2 separate regions of the Homo sapiens genome follow, and region 2 is linked to region 1. Evidence: read pairs that join two places in POLR2A ChIA-PET (ENCODE). Cell type or tissue: GM12878. All regions are shown on one strand. Links, peaks and the distances in the headings refer to the core of each region. The heading gives the core; the rest is flanking DNA.

Region 1 (8,187 bases), core at 1,613-5,612:
ACTCTACAGAAATTCAACATCAGGGTTTGGGTGTCTGGAAACCTGATGTGTTCTGAGAGCCCGTTGCCATCTTGTTCTTTTCAGTAATTATGCAAGTGTCATTCTTTCAGAGCAAGAATAAGCAGGTTCAATGCATGATACCCTTTGATTTAAGCCCCAGGAATTTTTTTTTTTTTTTTTTTTTTTTTTTTTTTGAGACAGGGTCTTGCTCTGTAACTTAGGCTGGAGTGTGGTGGCACAATCTTGGCTCACTGCATCCTCCACCTCCCAGGCTCAGGTGATTCTCCTACCTCAGCCTCCTGAGTAGCTGGGACTATAGGTGCACACCACCATGCCCAGCTAATTTTTGTTTTTTGTTTTTTGTTTGTTTGTTTGTTTTTGTAGAGACGGGGTTTCATTATGTTGCCCAGGCTGGTCTGGAACACCTGGGCTCAAGCAATCAGCCCTCCTCCCCTCATTACAGGCATGAGCCACCACAGCCAGTCTACCCCAGGGTTTTCTAAGGACTTTCATTTGATTAGGATATTTATATACTTAAATCCTAAGAACATTCTCAACCTGAGAAAGTGATTTATCAAATAATTTATTTTTTTGTCTGGGCATGGTGGCTCACGCCTGTAATCCTAGCACTTTGGGAGGCCAAGGCAGGTGTGGATCACCTGAGGTCAAGAATTTGAAACCAGCCTGGCCAACATGGTGAAACCTTGTCTCTACTAAAAATACAAAAATTAGGCCAGGCGCGGTGGCTCACGCCTGTAATGCCAGCACTTTGGGAGGCCGAGGCAGGCGGATCAGGAGGTCAGGAGATCGAGACCATCCTGGCTAACACAGTGAAACCCCGTCTCTACTAAAAAATACAAAAAATTAGCCAGGTGTGGTGGCGGGCGCCTATAGTCCCAGTTACTCGGGAGACTGAGGCAGGAGAATGGTGTGAACCCAGGAGGCGGAGCTTGCAGTGAGCCAAGATCACACCACTGCACTCCAGCCTGGGCAACAGAGTGAGACTCCATCTCAAAAAAAAAGAGGCTGGGCGCGGTGGTTCACACCTGTAATCCCAGCACTTTGGGAGGCTGAGTCAGGCGGATCACGAGGTCAGGAGATCGAGGCCATCCTGGCTAAAACGGTGAAACCCCGTCTCTACTGAAAATACAAAAAAAGTAGCTGGGCGTGGTGGCAGGCGCCTGTAGTCCCAGCTACTTGGGAGGCTGAGGCAGGAGAATGGCATCAAACCGGGAGGCAGAGCTTGCAGTGAGCTGAGATCGTGCTACTGTACTCCAGCCTGGGTGACAGAGTGAGACTCCGTCTCAAAAAAAAAAAAAAAACAACAAAAAAAAAAAATTAGCCAGGTGTGGTGGCAGGTGCCTGTAATCCCAACTACTTGGGAGGCTGAAGCAAGAGTATTGCTTGAACCCAGGAGGTGGAGATTGCAGTGAGCCGAGATCGCACCATTGCACTCCAGCCTGGGCAACAGAGCAAAAAATCTGTCTCAAAAAATAGATATATTTTTGGTCTTGTCAAAGCTTTTTCTGTTCCAATCCGTAAATGATTTTTTTGTTTGTTTGAGATAGGTGCTCTCTCACCAGGTTGGAATGTGGTGGCTCAAACATGGCTCACTGCAGCCTTGGCCTCCTGAGCTCAAGTGATCCTCCTGCCTTGGCCTCCCAAAGTGCTGGGATTACCAGCGAGAGCCACTGTGCCCAGCCCTTAAATGAATTTTTAAGTTTATACTAGACAAAAGCAATACTGTGAAACTAGTGTTTCTCAAAGTCATCACATTGATGGGTGAATCCATCCAAATTCTTGGTTATATAAAAACCAGAGGTAGGTATAATTCTTTTTAACTCTTCATTCATACTTGGTATTTGCTAGAAGTCTCCCATCTCCTGATATAGTATGCTAATTTTGAGACTGTCCGCTTATTCAAATAAAATTCTAGAAGAGGAGACATTTTATCCATTATATTTAGGGGAGTGTGATCATTATAGATTTCTAGGGAGAAGGAGTCCTGGAATGACTTGTGCTTACGGTACTTGTGCTGAATCTTAGTGACTTTGGATTTATACTGGAACTTACCCCTTTATCTCCAGAGAGCAAAATGCCATTAGAAAGAGCCTCGGCTGGGTGCAGTGGCTCACGCCTGTAATCCCAGCACTTTGGGAGGCCAGGGCAGGCGGATCACTTGAATTCAGAAGTTTGAGACCAGCCCAGGCAACATGGCATTGCTACGAAAAATAAAAAAATACAAAATTTAGCTGGGCATCATGGTGTGTACCTGTAGTCCCAGTTGCTCTGGATGCTGAGGCAGGAGGATCAGTTGAGTCTGGGAGGTCAAGGCCACAGTGAGCTGTGATTGTGCCACTGCACTCCAGCTCGGGTGACAAAATGAGACCCTGTCTCAAAAAACAACAAAACAAAAAAGAGCTTCCCCCCACCTCACCAAAAAAGGAACAAGCCTCCCATTATACAGGTGGTGGCTCTTGCAATTTTTGGTGAGATGACAGTCACCATTTTATATCTCTGGGTTTTTTTATGTTTCCTCTTTTCTTTTAAAACTGCCTTGGACATCATAGTAGTATCTGAGGAACTGGCTTCACCTCATTCATTTTACAGATATCACTGAAGATCTGTTAGTCACACTTCAGGGTCTGTAGATGGCTTGTTGTCTTGATCTCATTCTGGAGATGGTATCTCTCTCTGACCCTCCTTTCCTGCTGTGACCTCTTCCATATTGACATTCACACTTGATGACTGTTTTCCAAGCTGCTCAGTTTGCCTGGGGGTCTTCGAACCAGGAAAATTATCTGTAACAGTGGGTCTTGTATCATCCCTGGAGACATCGTTTTTTGTGTGTGAGGTTTTTCCCCCACTGAGTAACATATGGATTGCCTTTCTCCTGAAGTGCCTGCCTTTGGGCAGTAATACCTGACAGCTGCAGAGTTAGACTAATTGATTCAGGGCCAGGATATTTATCATTCTGCCCTCTAAGAGCTGTCCTGGCCATCAGGAAACCTGGCCCCTGATAATATTCTGAAGCTTTTTTTTTTTTTTTTTTTTTTTGCCTTTCATATCTGTACTTTTGGTTTTGTTTTTAAATTAAAAGTGGCAGGGCTGGGGTGTTTTTGTTTTGTTTTATCTCCCTGTTTGGCCTCTCCTAAGATGATCTAAATGTTCTCAACAGTTTTGAAGACTGTTACTTCCTGTCAGTAAGTAATGGCTTTTCCAGTTATAAGCTGATAACTTTGCTTCAGTGATTTGTGTTTCATTTCTTCACCTATAAACACTGTGTCCAAGGACTGTGATGAGGAATAAATGAGAATAAATGTCAAATGCCTGGCACAGTAAACTTTAGTTCCCAGTTTTTCTCACTTCCTCTTTGTTTCGCTCAATGGATTGTTTCAGTGCTTGAAGATTTTTCTAGCCTGTGACCAAGTGACTTCTATGCTTACATTCTCTCTAGGCCTGCATTATCCACTTGTGGCTGTCGAGCACTTGAAATGTGGATAGTCCAAATGGAGATGTATTATTATTGTGAAATACCAGATTTCAAAGGCTTGGTTCACAAAAAGTTAAATCTCATTGATTTTTTAAAAAATATTGTTTACATGTTGAAATATTAATATTCAGATATTTTTATAGGAGGTTAAAATATATACAGTTTTACCTGTTTTTATTAATGTGGTTATTGGACAATTTTTAATTACATATGGGGTCCCCTTTATATTTCCATTAGGCTACTCTGGATTAGGCCCTGTAGAGGCATTGTCTTACAGAAGGAAAATAGTCTAATAACCAAGGAAATAAGTCAAAGTATAAATACAGGACAATGCCTTTAGTTTCTAGAATGTTTAAAAACATCTAAGTCTTTTGCTCTTAAAAAAACTTTTATTGCTACATTTTTGGAATAAATTTTCTGCAGCCTTCACAGCCTGTTGCAAACATATTTTGGCAGTGTTGTCCCTTTGAGAAGCTATAAAAAGAGCTAATAATTCTCACTGATGGGAAGCATTCCTTTTTTGAGGCCTTCCAAAATGTCTGGAGTTCATTTGAAATCAAACTTAGTTAATCTGAATAATCAAGTTGTAAGACACTTTGTATAAAATAATTAGACCAACATTTTTCTCATGATTCGCAACAAACTCAAAGCAGTCCCAAAGGAGTTTTCAAAAAACATTTTGATCAATAACAGAATGGGTAGAATAAATATGTAACTTGCCAGGGGGATATACTATTATACAAGCCTTATAAGCCTTTATATTTTGTTTGAAGTTATTATAGTTATATTTGGATCTATGAAACAGACCAAAGTATGGGCTGTATAAAAGGTAATAGTGCTGTTGTCTCATGGGCGGGGTGGGGGGAAGAGAACTTTAGTATAGGTAGAAAAGGAAAATGAGACCAGCTGTGTTCTAGATTGTTTTTCCCTCATTCTCATAGATGCTGGTTGCCAACATTGACTTGGGTCCTACTATTTTGGACATTGCTGGCTACGACCTAAATAAGACACAGATGGATGGGATGTCCTTATTGCCCATTTTGGTAAGTATAGCGCCCTCAATCAGGCCTGAGCCAAGACCGCAATAAATTCTGGGTTGTGTAAAGACTTAAGCATTTAAATATTAAATAATACTATTAAATTTGGGGGCAGAAAATCTTGTGATGGGAAGGAGTTTTCTAAAATAAAAAATTAGACCACATGTGAAATCGAGAGTTGTTTCCTCCCCTCTTTTGCTCTCCTTTAAGAACACCCACCATAAATAAAGAGAGGTTGGGAACACACTTGCAACATACATAAAAAAGAGTCATTAGTCCAAATACATGAGTTCTTAGCAAAGATTAATATCCCAGTGGGAAAATGGGCAAAAAAAGTGGCTAATCAATTTGCAGAAGAATTAAAAATGGCTAAAACAAACGCAAAAAGATTACTTCAGTGCTAATCACAGAAATGCTTTAACTGAAGGAGACCTCTCTCTGTGAACTGGCAAAGATTTTTAAAATACCCAAGATTTCAGAAGTCTGAGAATTTGGAAACTGCTTCATATACTTTTCATACAAGTGTAATCAGTATAACTTACCAAGAGTTTAGTTTAACAAGACATACCACTTCAGAGAACACATGTCAAAAACAGTCAGACAAGTTAACTTTTGCCTGTCTGGTGAGTGAAAAGTGGCATTTGGTCTTACTGTGCATCTGTTTGTTTAATAATGAGGTGAATTATTTTTTAACAGCTTAATTCCCATACCATACAATTCACTCATTTAAAGTGTCGGCCAGGCGCGGTGGCTTACGCCTGTAATCCCAGCACTTTGGGAGGCCAAAGGTGGGTGGATCACCTGAAGTCAGGGGTTCGAGACCATCCTGGCCAACATGGTGAACCTCTGTCTCTACTAAAAATACAAAAAACAAGCTGGGCATGGTGGCGGGCACCTGTAATCCCAGCTACTCGGGAGGCTGAGGCAGAAGAATCACTCGAACCTGGGAGGTGGAGATTGCAGTGAGCCGAAATTGCGCCATTGCACTCCAGCCTGGGCAACGAGTGAAACTCCATCTCAAAATAAATAAATAAATCATTTTTTTTTAAGTGTCCAATTCAATAGTTGTTGGTGTATTCAGAGTGGTACAACCATCATCATAATCTAAGAGCATTTTCATCACCCTAAACTCCCAGGCACATTAGTCACTCTAATAGGAGAAAACTGAAAATCCAGATATCTAGTAGAGAATTGATTAAATTGTGGTGCAGGGAATTGATTAGATCTGTTGCTCCCATTCCCACCATGAATCTTCTTTACGTCTGTATAGATTTGTTTGTTCTGAACTTTTCATATAAATGAAATTACATAATATGTGGCCCCTTGTAACTGGTTTTTTCACTGAGCATAGTGTTTTCAAGGATCATATCATTGTAACGTGTCAGTACCTTCTTCTGTTTTACTGCCGAATAACATTCTGTGTGTGAATATATCACATTTTATTTATCCATTCATCAGATATTTGGGCTGTTTCCACTTTTTGGCTATTATGAATAATGCAGTTGTAATGGTTTTGTTTGTTTTTGAGATGGGGTCTTGTGCTGTCACCCAGGCTGGAGTGCAGTGTTGCCAATCACAGCTCACTGCAGCCTCAGTCTCCTACGCTCAGAGGATCCTCCCACCTCAGCCTCCCCAGTAGCTAGGACTGCAGTTGCTGGCTACCACGTCTGGCTAATTTTTTTTTTTTTTTTAATAGTAGAAATGAGGTCTCCCTACATTGCTCAGGGTGATCTCGAACTCCTGGGCTCAAGAGAACCTCCCTTGTTTTCCAAGATTTTAAGAAAAAAAAAAATATCCTCCCCCCTCAGCCTCCCAAAGTGCTGAGATTACGGGTGGGAGCCAATACTTGCTATTATCTGTCTTTGTGATTATTATATTGTAGTAGGTGTGAAGTAGTATCTCATTGTGGTTTTGATTTGTATTTCCCTGCTGACTATTGGTGGTTAGCATTTCATCATGTGTTTGTCAGCCATTTGTATAGCTTCTTTGGAGATGTGTTCATATTCCAATCCTTTGCCCAGTTTTTTTTTTTTATTGTGTTATTGATCAGGGAATCACTTTTCATTTATGCCTTTTTGTGTTTCTTCCCTTGAGAAATGCCTCTGCATTTTTGCGTATCATAGTCTCCTTATTATGACTTGTCTTTTCCATGTATTAAGATATGGGAGCCAGGTGCAGTGGCTCACACCTGTAATCCCAGCAATTTGGGAGGCTAAGGCAGGCTGATCTCTTGAGTCCAGGAGTTCAAGACCAGCCTGGGCAACATGGCAAGACCCAGTCTCTACAAAAAATACAGAAAATTAGCCAGGCATGATGGTGTGCATCTGTAGTCCCAACTACTTGGAAGGCTGAGGTAGCAGGATCGCTTGAGCCAAGCAGGTGGAGGTTGTAGTGAGCAGAGATCACACCACTGCACTCCAAGAATTGAAGGTATATATTGTTTCTTTTAATGTTTAGTGTCCTTTGTGTATTTATAAAGATGCTTCTAAACTTTGAAGCCAGAAAGCTATTCTCCTATATTTTCTCCTAAAAGTTTTATAGCTCTGCCTCTTACATCCAAGTCCTTGATGTATCTAAAATTTATTTTCTTGTAAGATAGGAGTCAGGGATTCAGTTTCTTTTTTTTTTTCTCTATAGATACTCAGTTGTCTTTTTTTGCTCCACGAATCTGTCCATCCCTGTGCCAATATGATTTTGTCTTATAAAGCTGTGTAACTAAATCTCAATTTGCATAGGCATACCTCTCTGCTTATTGTCCTCATGGGGATCCTAGCCCGTGTCTTCCACATACATAAACTTTAGAATCAGCTTTTCAGATTATCTGAAAAATGTTGGCTTTTGGTTGGAATTGCATTTAACCTATAGATCAGTTAGAGGAAATTTTACGTCTTTTAACTTTTCATACAAGTCTTATACTTTGTACCTTATTATGTTTATTTCTTTTTTTTTTTTTTTTTTTTTTTTTTGAGACAGAGTCTAGCTCTGTCGCCCAGGTTGGAGTGCAGTGGCATGATCTCAGCTCACTGCAAGCTCCGCCTCCCTGGTTCACGCCATTCTCCTGGCTCAGCCTCCCGAGTAGCTGGGACTACAGGCACCTGCCACCAGGCCCGGCTAATTTTTTGTACTTTTAGTAGAGTCAGGGTTTCACCGTGTTAGCCAGGATGGTCTCGATCTCCCGACCTCGTGATCCCCCCTCCTTGGCCTCCTAAAGTGCTGGGATTACAGGCATGAGCCACTGCACCCGGCATTAAGTTTATTTCTAATTAGAAAAAAAACTGATTCACTCTAGGGGTAAAAATCATTATGTTGTGTATAATTTCTCTGCACAGTTCTCTAAGTGCCACCTAAGATGTGGTTCTTTTCCTTGTTCATGTTTTGTTTTTGGAGGCTATTCCGATGAAATACTGATGTATTAGAACAGTTAATTAGCCATGTGTGGCTATTTGAATTAAAAATGAAATTCAGTTCTTCGGTTGCACTAGCTGCACATCATGTGCTCAGTAGCCATCATATTGAACAGCAAAGATCGAGAATGTTTCAGCCAGAAAGTTCTGCTGGACTAGCAGTTGGCAGACTACAACCTGTGGGCCAAATCTAGCGCACCCCCGTTTCTGTAAATAAAGTTATATCAGAATACAGCCACACTCATTCATTTAT
Region 2 (8,187 bases), core at 1,684-5,683, 290 kb after region 1:
TGCTAACACTGAGAATTATGATCACTAAGATAATGTCATCACTGAAGAGAAGTTGGGCCCAGAAGGAAGACTTTTTATAAATGCTATGCAGATAAATAACCACATCTGGAGAACAAGCCTTCTATAGGGTACCTAGATCTACTGTTACAGACACCTCTAACAGATAGTGAGGACTGAGTCCTTAAATTCAGTTTGACTGATCAGTTATTTAACAGGGGTTACTCCTGTAGGCACTTTGCTTTTTTATGGGAGGATGGCGAAGGGGAGGGTTCCCAATGATAAACAAAAACAAGCCCTCAATATTCTTCCACAAAAACTCTGAGATGTTTAAGCTGACAAACTACAACTAAGAAAAAACTGACAAGGGAAGATGTTAGAACCACAGTCAAAGGATGGCACACTTAAATTATTTACTGCGCAAAGCCCTCTGACTTACAAATTCTACTGAATGTCTTTGCTAAAAGAACCAGGTGATACACTAAGTTACCTGCTACTGAATTTAATACAGTGCTTTGTCTTCAAATTATTTGAGTGAAGATAATAAAAAATAATTCACCTTGTCACACTGTAACTTTATTTCTAGATCATGAGCTCCTTATGGGGAGGGAAAATTACTCATAGTTGTATTTGCAGCCATTACTGTAGTACTTGGTACATAAAAAGCAGTCATTATGTATGAAATGAATGACTACCTAGGTAAGACCAAGACAGTTTCATCTCATGAACTCAATTATAACTATGAATACCAAATAAACACGTGACACTTTTTGTTGATTTACAGAGTTAAAAAAAAAAATCAGTAATTTCGTAAATGTAAAAGGAGGCTTGATGGCCCAAATCTGAGGATTCTCCTTTTTGTCTGTTTTACAGTTCAAATGTTTCAAAATAGGATATAAGCAAATATCTCATCCTTCTGTTTTTATATTTTTAGCCCCTTCTTTTCAACTTAATTTGGACAACTGTTCTTGAACATTTCTTATTCTCCTAATCCCTCTAGTTTCTATTTAATTACATCATGAAACTGTAAAAGAAAACTGGCATTTTCTCACCAATATACTCAAAGGTGTACACATTCAGTGTGCTTACCTAACTTATACTCTTTTTCAAGAGCTTAGTTAAAAGGGACTTCACATAAACATCTATAATTGCAGGTATGTATTCTCTCTTGGCTCTCAAACATTACCTAATTGTATGAAGATACGTGAGCTTCACAAATACCTACCTTTAAGTAATTTTTAAAAACTTTAGCATCAGGCTGCTGAAGCGCTTGACAAAACTCCTGGGGGGTGGGGAAAAGAGGGAGAAAAAGAACAAATGTATTTGTATTAAATCCATTGTAATTCGTATCCAGTTTTTTTTTTTTAATTTTTTTTTTTTTTTTAAGAGATGGTCTTGCTCTGTCATCTAGGCTGGAGTACAGTGGTGTGATCATAGCTCACTGTAGCCTCCAACTCCTAGGCTCAAGGGACACTCCCACCTCAGCCTCCCAAGAAGCTGGAATTACAGGCATAAGTCACTGTGCCCAGCTCTTTTTTTAAAAAAGCTGTAGTTAAAAACACTTAAAACTTATCACCTTAACCACTTTTACATGTACAGTACAGTAAGCATTAACTACATGCACACTGTTGTACAACAGGTTTCTAGAACTTTTGCATCTTGCAAAACAAGCTTGCTTTTTGCCTCTTAACTGAAGAACTCCCCATTTTCCCCTACTCCAGCCCCTGGCAACCACCACTTTCTGCTTTGGTGAGTCTACTTTAGATATCTCAAACAAATGGAATCATAGAGCATTGTCTTTTAATAACTGCCTTATTTCATTTAGCATAATGTCCTCTAGGTTCATCCACATTATAGCATATGACAGGATTATTTTATAAATCAGGCTTAATATTCTATTGTATGTATATACCATATTTTGTTTATCCATTTATCTGTCAAAGGAATTTAAGGTTGCTTCAAATTCATGGTATTTAACTTATCAAGATTAATTCAAACAGTATCTCACCACAAGAGGTTTATAGCATTTTCAAATGTCAGTACTTGTCAAACAGGCTGCTTTCACTTTTGAGAACATAGCTCTCCTAGACAAGGTGGATTCATGCCTGAGAGGAGTGAATGGGACAAAAACTACATTGCTACGGCTGCTCACATCTAGTAAGAGGGATAACCAAACAGAGCTAGACCAAAAGAAAAGAAAATTCTAATAGAGAATATTGTGCAAAATGTGTTGTCAGACATAAGGCATATGAAAAAGGGAAAACTGAGGTTCCTTATCTTTCATAATGAATTACTAAATAGAAAAATAATTTTATTTCATTTAGCAATCTGGAAGATTAGCTGTAAACTGAATGGTCTAAGTTCTACTTTTGATGAGCACTAAGATCACAAGAATAGTAATTTATTATTTTCATTAAAATATGAGTTTATTTACATATCAAATGATAACCAAGAAAGTCATTAATATCTCTAAAGGTGGTATACTGTGAAATAAGAGATCACAAATTCATTAAAAATGAGTTAAATTCATTTTTTAAACTCATGTGAAATCTTTATTTTTGAAAAAAACAGCATTATAAAAACTTCAAAAAAACACCATTGAGGCTGGGCACAGTGGCTCATGCCTGTAATCCCAGCACTTTGGGAGGTCAAAGTGGCCGGATCACTTGAGGTCTGGAGTTCAAGACCAGCCTAGCCAACATGGTGGAACCCCATCTCTGCCAAAAATACAAAAACTAGCCAGGTGTGGTGGCATGCGCCTGTAGTCCCAGCTACTTGGGAGGTTGAGGTGGAAGAATTGCTTAAACCCGGGAGGCAGAGGTTGCGGTGAGCCAAGATCGCACCACTGCACACTAGCCTGGGCGACAGTGGATGACCCTGTCTCAAAATAAAAATAAAAAACAAAAAAACACCATTGAAAGCTGTGTTCATGGACTGAAGACTTAATATTGTTAAAATGTCTTTGCTACCCAAAGCAATCTGCCGAGAAGTGATGTCTGCTGTTCTCTTACCTCTCTTTGGTGTTTGACTGCCACCACCTATGAAGGGGCCCTTACCCTTCTGCAATACCCAGACCAGGGTGATGTAGTAGTGTTCAGGGACTTGGTGAAGGTCATAAGAGTGAATTATAACACACATGGGGAGCTGGGTGACAGTGGCAGGAAATTTGTATTTTTCAACATACCTCAAATCCAAAAACAAAAAAAACCCTTGGATCGGGCACGGTGGCTCACGCCTGTAATCCCAGCACTTTGGGAAGCCGAGGTGGGTGGATCACGAGGTCAGGAGTTCAAGACTAGCCTGGCCAAGATGGTGAAACCCTGTCTCTACTAAAAATACAAAAATTAGCTAGGTGCAGTGGCGGGTGCCTGTAATCCCAGCTACTCGGGAGGCTGAGGCAGGAGAATCGCTTGAACCCGGGAGGCAGAGGTTGCAATGAGCCGAGATCGCGCCACTGCACTCTAGCCTGGGTGACAGAGCAAGACTAGAGCAAGACTCCATCTCAAACAAACAAAAAACCCTTGGATGCAGATCATGATGTTTAAGAACACAATACCATTACCCTTCCTACAATTCTATTTATATTATGAAGAGCAGGTCCTGGTGGATATAGAAATCAAGATGAATAAGGAGATTATGGAACACATCAAAAAAATCGTGGGGAAGAATGAGGACACAAGAAAGGAGAGCAGGAGAAAAAGCAGCTCTCTCACCCAGCTCATTTTGGCCTTCAAAGTAGTTCTGATGGGAATCTACCTGTGAAGTTAAAGGGCAGGTGCCCTATCCAGGCCTAATGGCATTAGGAGACGACAGGGAAGTACAAAGCAACACTGAAAGCCAGTGCCTAGCAGTAAGGTCCAAGGACACTATGGGCTAGGGTAATTGATATGGGGTTACCTTGGTCACAGAAAAGCCCCTGGTTCTGGACAGGTGTGGTGGCTCACGCCTGTAATCCCAGCACTTTGGGAGGCCGAGGCCAGTGGATAACTTGAGGTCAGGAGTTCAAGACCAGCCTGGCCAATGTGGTGACCCCGTCTCTACTAAAAATACAAAAATTAGGCATGGTGGTGGGCACCTGTAATCCTAACTACTTGGGAGGCTGAGGCCGGAGAACTGCTTGAACCCGGAGAATTGCTTGAACCCGGGAGGTGGAGGTTACAGTGAGCAGAGATTGTGCCATTGCACTCCAGCCTGGGTGACAGAGCAAGACTGTCTCAAAAAGAAAGAAAAAGATGACGACTCTGGAAATGTCTTTGCAATAAAAGGGTCCCCCCCCCACTTTACACATTATGTAAAATGACACAGGGGAAAGAGTATATAAAACTGAGCTGCTAAATGAATATCCCTGTTCCATCAGGTCAACAAAATGCTTCTTAATGGCCAGGCAAGGTGGCTCACGCCCGTAATCCTGGGACTTTAGGAGGCCAAGGTGGGAAGATCACTGAGGTTAGGAGTTTGAGACCAGCCTGGTCTCTACTAAAAAAAAAAGCAAAAACAAAAATTAGCTAGGCATGGTGGTGCCTGCCTGTAATCCCAGCTACTCAGGAAGCTGAGCCACCAGAATCACTTGAACCTGGGAGGCGGAGGTTGCATGCAATGAGCCAAGATCGTGCCTCTGCACTCCAGCCTGGGCACTAAAGCGAGACTCCATCTCAAAAAAAATAAAAATAAATTTAAAAAATTTTAAAAAGCTTCTTAATCATTCCAAAAATAAAAAACAAAGTGACGTACAGATTCAAGGCAATCCGTATAAGAGTTCCAAGAGCATATTTTATAGAAATAGAAAAAACAAAACTAGAATTTACATGGAATCACAAAAGGCCCTGAATAGCCAAAACAATCCAGAGAAAGAGCAAAGCTGGATGTACCACACTTCCAGATTTCAAAATATATTTTAATATTACAGTGTGAAAACAGTATGGTACTAGCAAAAGACAGACATATATCCTAGCTACTTGGGAGGCAGAGGCAGAAGGATTCTTTGAGTCCAGGCGTTTGTAGTTGCTGTGAACTATGATGGTGCCACTGCACTTGAGTCTGGACAACAGAGTGAGACCCTCTCTCTTTTAAGACAGACATATAAACCAATGGAACAAAATAGAATTTGAAAATCAACTCCTGTATACAGTCAACTGATCTTCAACAAGGGTACTAAGAATACACAATGGGGAACAATAATCTCTCCAATAATGGTGCTGGTAAAACTGGATATCTACGTGCAAAAGAAAACGAGACCCTTATCTTACACAAAAATCAACTCAATGTATTAAAGACTTTATATGTAAGTCTCCAAACTGCAAAACTAGAAGAAAACATAGGAGAAAAGCTTCAAGATGCTGGTCTTTGAAATGATTTCATTGATATCACGAAAAGCTACATTAGTGGGGCTACATTGAATTAAGAAGCTTCTGCACCATAAAGTAAGCAATCAACAGAGCAGAAAGGCAACCTCTGGAATAGCTAAAGAATGGGAGAAAATATTTGCAAACCATTTATCTGATAAGGGGTTAATTTCTAACATATAAAAAAACTCCTCTAATTCAATAGCAAAAAACTTAATAACTTGATTAGAAAATGGGGTAAAGACTTGAATAGACTTCTCCAAATACAAATGGTTAACAGGTGTATGAAAAAACAAACATCACTAATCATAAGGGAAATGCAAATCAAAACCACAATGAGATATCACCTCACACCTGTTAGAATGGCTATTACAAAAAAATGAAAGACAGCAAGTGTTGGTGACATTGTGGAAAAACTGGAACCCTGCTACACAACTGATGGAAATGCAAAATGGTGTATAGCCACTATAGAAAATAGTAAGATGTTTCTTCAAAAAATTAAAAATAGGACTACCATATAATCCAGCAATCCCACTTCTGGGTATTTATCTAAAAGAATTGGAATCAGCATCTCAAAGACATATTAGCATTCCCATGTTAACTGTAGCACTTACAATGTGAAAATAGCCCCAATGAATCTATCAGTGGATTAATGCATAAAGAAAATGTGATATATACATACAGTGGCATGTTATTCAGCCTTAAAAAATTGCGAAATCCTGCCATATGTAACAACATGGATGAACCTAAAGGACATTGTGTGAAACAGCCAGTCACAAAAAGAGAGATAACTGCATGATTCCACTTATATTAGGTATCTAAAGTAGTCAAATTCACAGAATCAGAGAGTAGAATGGTAGTTTCTAGGAGATGGGGGCTGTGGGAAATGGGAATTGCTAATCAGTGGGTATAAAGTCTTAGTTATGCAAGATGAATATGTTCTGGAGATCCACCTATATTTTATAGGCACATCACTGTCCCTATAATTAATAATACTGTGTTGTGCACGTAAAAATTGTTAAGATGGTATATATCTCATGTAAGTGTTCTTACAATAAAATAAAAACACTATTGATGAAGAAACAAATTTTGGAATCTACATAAGAGATTGTAATTCTAGTTTTAATCAAGTTTGATACTTCATTAACTCCATGTACTACTGGACAAGAAATCTGGAAAATTATATGCCAAGAAACAATATTATACAAATGACTTCTTAAAAGTATAAGGTAACTTTCCAGACACTTTCCTTAAAATAGTTTCAGATTTACAGATTAAGCATTGATAAGCTTGGTGTACACACAATGAACTACCTGGTACAAAGCTTCAGAACTCTGCTGTGGTCCCCTTCAGCAGTCTGGAAAAGCCTATTAGGCTCCTTTAGAATGTTTTTTTAAAAAAATGCATAAAACATAATACATGGGATTACGATAGAAGCCAATTATACTGAATAATGGTTATCAAACTAAAGTATGCTAGAACAGTAAGGACTTATTAACTTGTTGGGTAACAAGGTGTAGTGATATTACTTAGTAACTCATAATTTCAAAATGGTGATAAGCATAAACAGTATTTTGAGATGCTGGCAACAACTTATGTAATATGAAAATATTTTTGATTTCTGCTAGCGACAATGTCACAGGCAATGCTGCTACTACTGTGATCTCTCGCCTACACAATGGTAAGAAATAGCTCTTACCTGAATTATTTCTGGAGCTACTTGCAAGGAGGGCAGGTATTCTTGTTGAAGATACTGAACACATTCTGGGCCCTGAAGATTAAAAGATACTTACAACTATTTTCTTGCTTGACATTAATAAGCTTAAAAAGAATCGGAACAATACATGTACACTTTAAAGGCAATATAGTATTGTGCTTAAGAACACAGACCCGAGAGCCAGACTGCCTTGGTTTGAAGCCTGGCTCTGGCACCTTCTTTAAAATTATACTTTAAGTTCTGGGTTACATGTGCAGAACATGCAGTTTTGTTACATAGGTATACATGTGCCCTGGTGGTTTGCTGCACTTGGGCAAGTTACTTAACCTCTCTAAGCCTCAGTTTCTCCATCTGAAAAATAAGGTTCTTGGCCGGGTGCAGTGGCTCATGCCTGTAATCCCAGCACTTTGGGAGGAGGAGATGGGTGATCACTTGAGGTCAAGAGTTCGAGACCAGTGTGGCCAACATGGTGAAACCCTGTTTCTACCAAAAATACAAAAAAATTAGCTGGGCATCATGGCGCATGCCTGTAATCCCAGCTACTCGGGAGGCTGAGGTAGGAGAATCACTTGAAACTGGCAGGCGCAGGCTGCAGTGAGCCGAGATTATGCCAGTGCACTCCAGCCTGGGTGACAGAGCGAGACTCTGTCTCAAAAAAAAAAAAAAAAATCAATGTATCTCTCCTCGATGTACTCTTCCTTGCACTACCACCTGGAATTCCTGTTTAATATTAGTGCTTCTGAATCAAAGGATTTATGTTTCCTCCTTCACCTTGGATCTAAGTCCCAGTTTAATGACCCATCAGAGGAAACCTGTCTGTAACTGAGAGGCAGTAACCCTTCACTGTTTCCCAGATCCCTCCTACTTTCCTTCTCATCTTTTTCTTATGTCTACCCTGTCTGTACTTGCTTCCTATGCAATGTTCATCACTTTGTAACCTCACTGTTATCACTTTAAAAGAGTGTAGTTTTGTTTGTTTTGAATCAGGGAAAGTAAACTTATACCTCAAGTCAGTCAAAAGATGAGAAAAAAGAACAATGAAGCAAAACTTTTTTTTGTTTTCTGAAGCAAAACACTTTAAAATATTGTTTGACTCAATTCTGTATGTTTAAATTACGACTTCTATGGATA

The links. Peaks named below come from ENCODE experiments on the same cell type or tissue, not always from the same donor. Only the 100,000 strongest peaks of a DNase experiment are listed, where the experiment ranks them.
Region 2: POLR2A ChIA-PET joins it to region 1 with 6 read pairs; 6 of 35 experiments call an interaction of 5 or more read pairs at or near these places.

What each region holds. Positions count from the first base shown.
Region 1 is chr12:64,725,305-64,733,491 of GRCh38, reverse strand. It overlaps GNS (glucosamine (N-acetyl)-6-sulfatase), which reads left to right. Exons shown (of 14, transcript NM_002076.4): 10 at 4,435-4,536. Among named protein-coding and RNA genes, the nearest start is that of GNS, 30 kb to the left of the region's middle. In GM12878, for the core only: no CTCF peak of the experiment used is centred there; a DNase peak (open chromatin) is centred at 3,241; H3K27ac peaks cover 1,243 bases.
Region 2 is chr12:64,438,167-64,446,353 of GRCh38, reverse strand. It overlaps XPOT (exportin for tRNA), which reads right to left. Exons shown (of 25, transcript NM_007235.6): 23 at 7,039-7,110; 24 at 1,223-1,279. It also overlaps the pseudogene LOC100420899. Among named protein-coding and RNA genes, the nearest start is that of TBK1, 9.9 kb to the left of the region's middle. RefSeq lists a silencer at 7,898-8,098. In GM12878, for the core only: no CTCF peak of the experiment used is centred there; no DNase peak of the experiment used is centred there.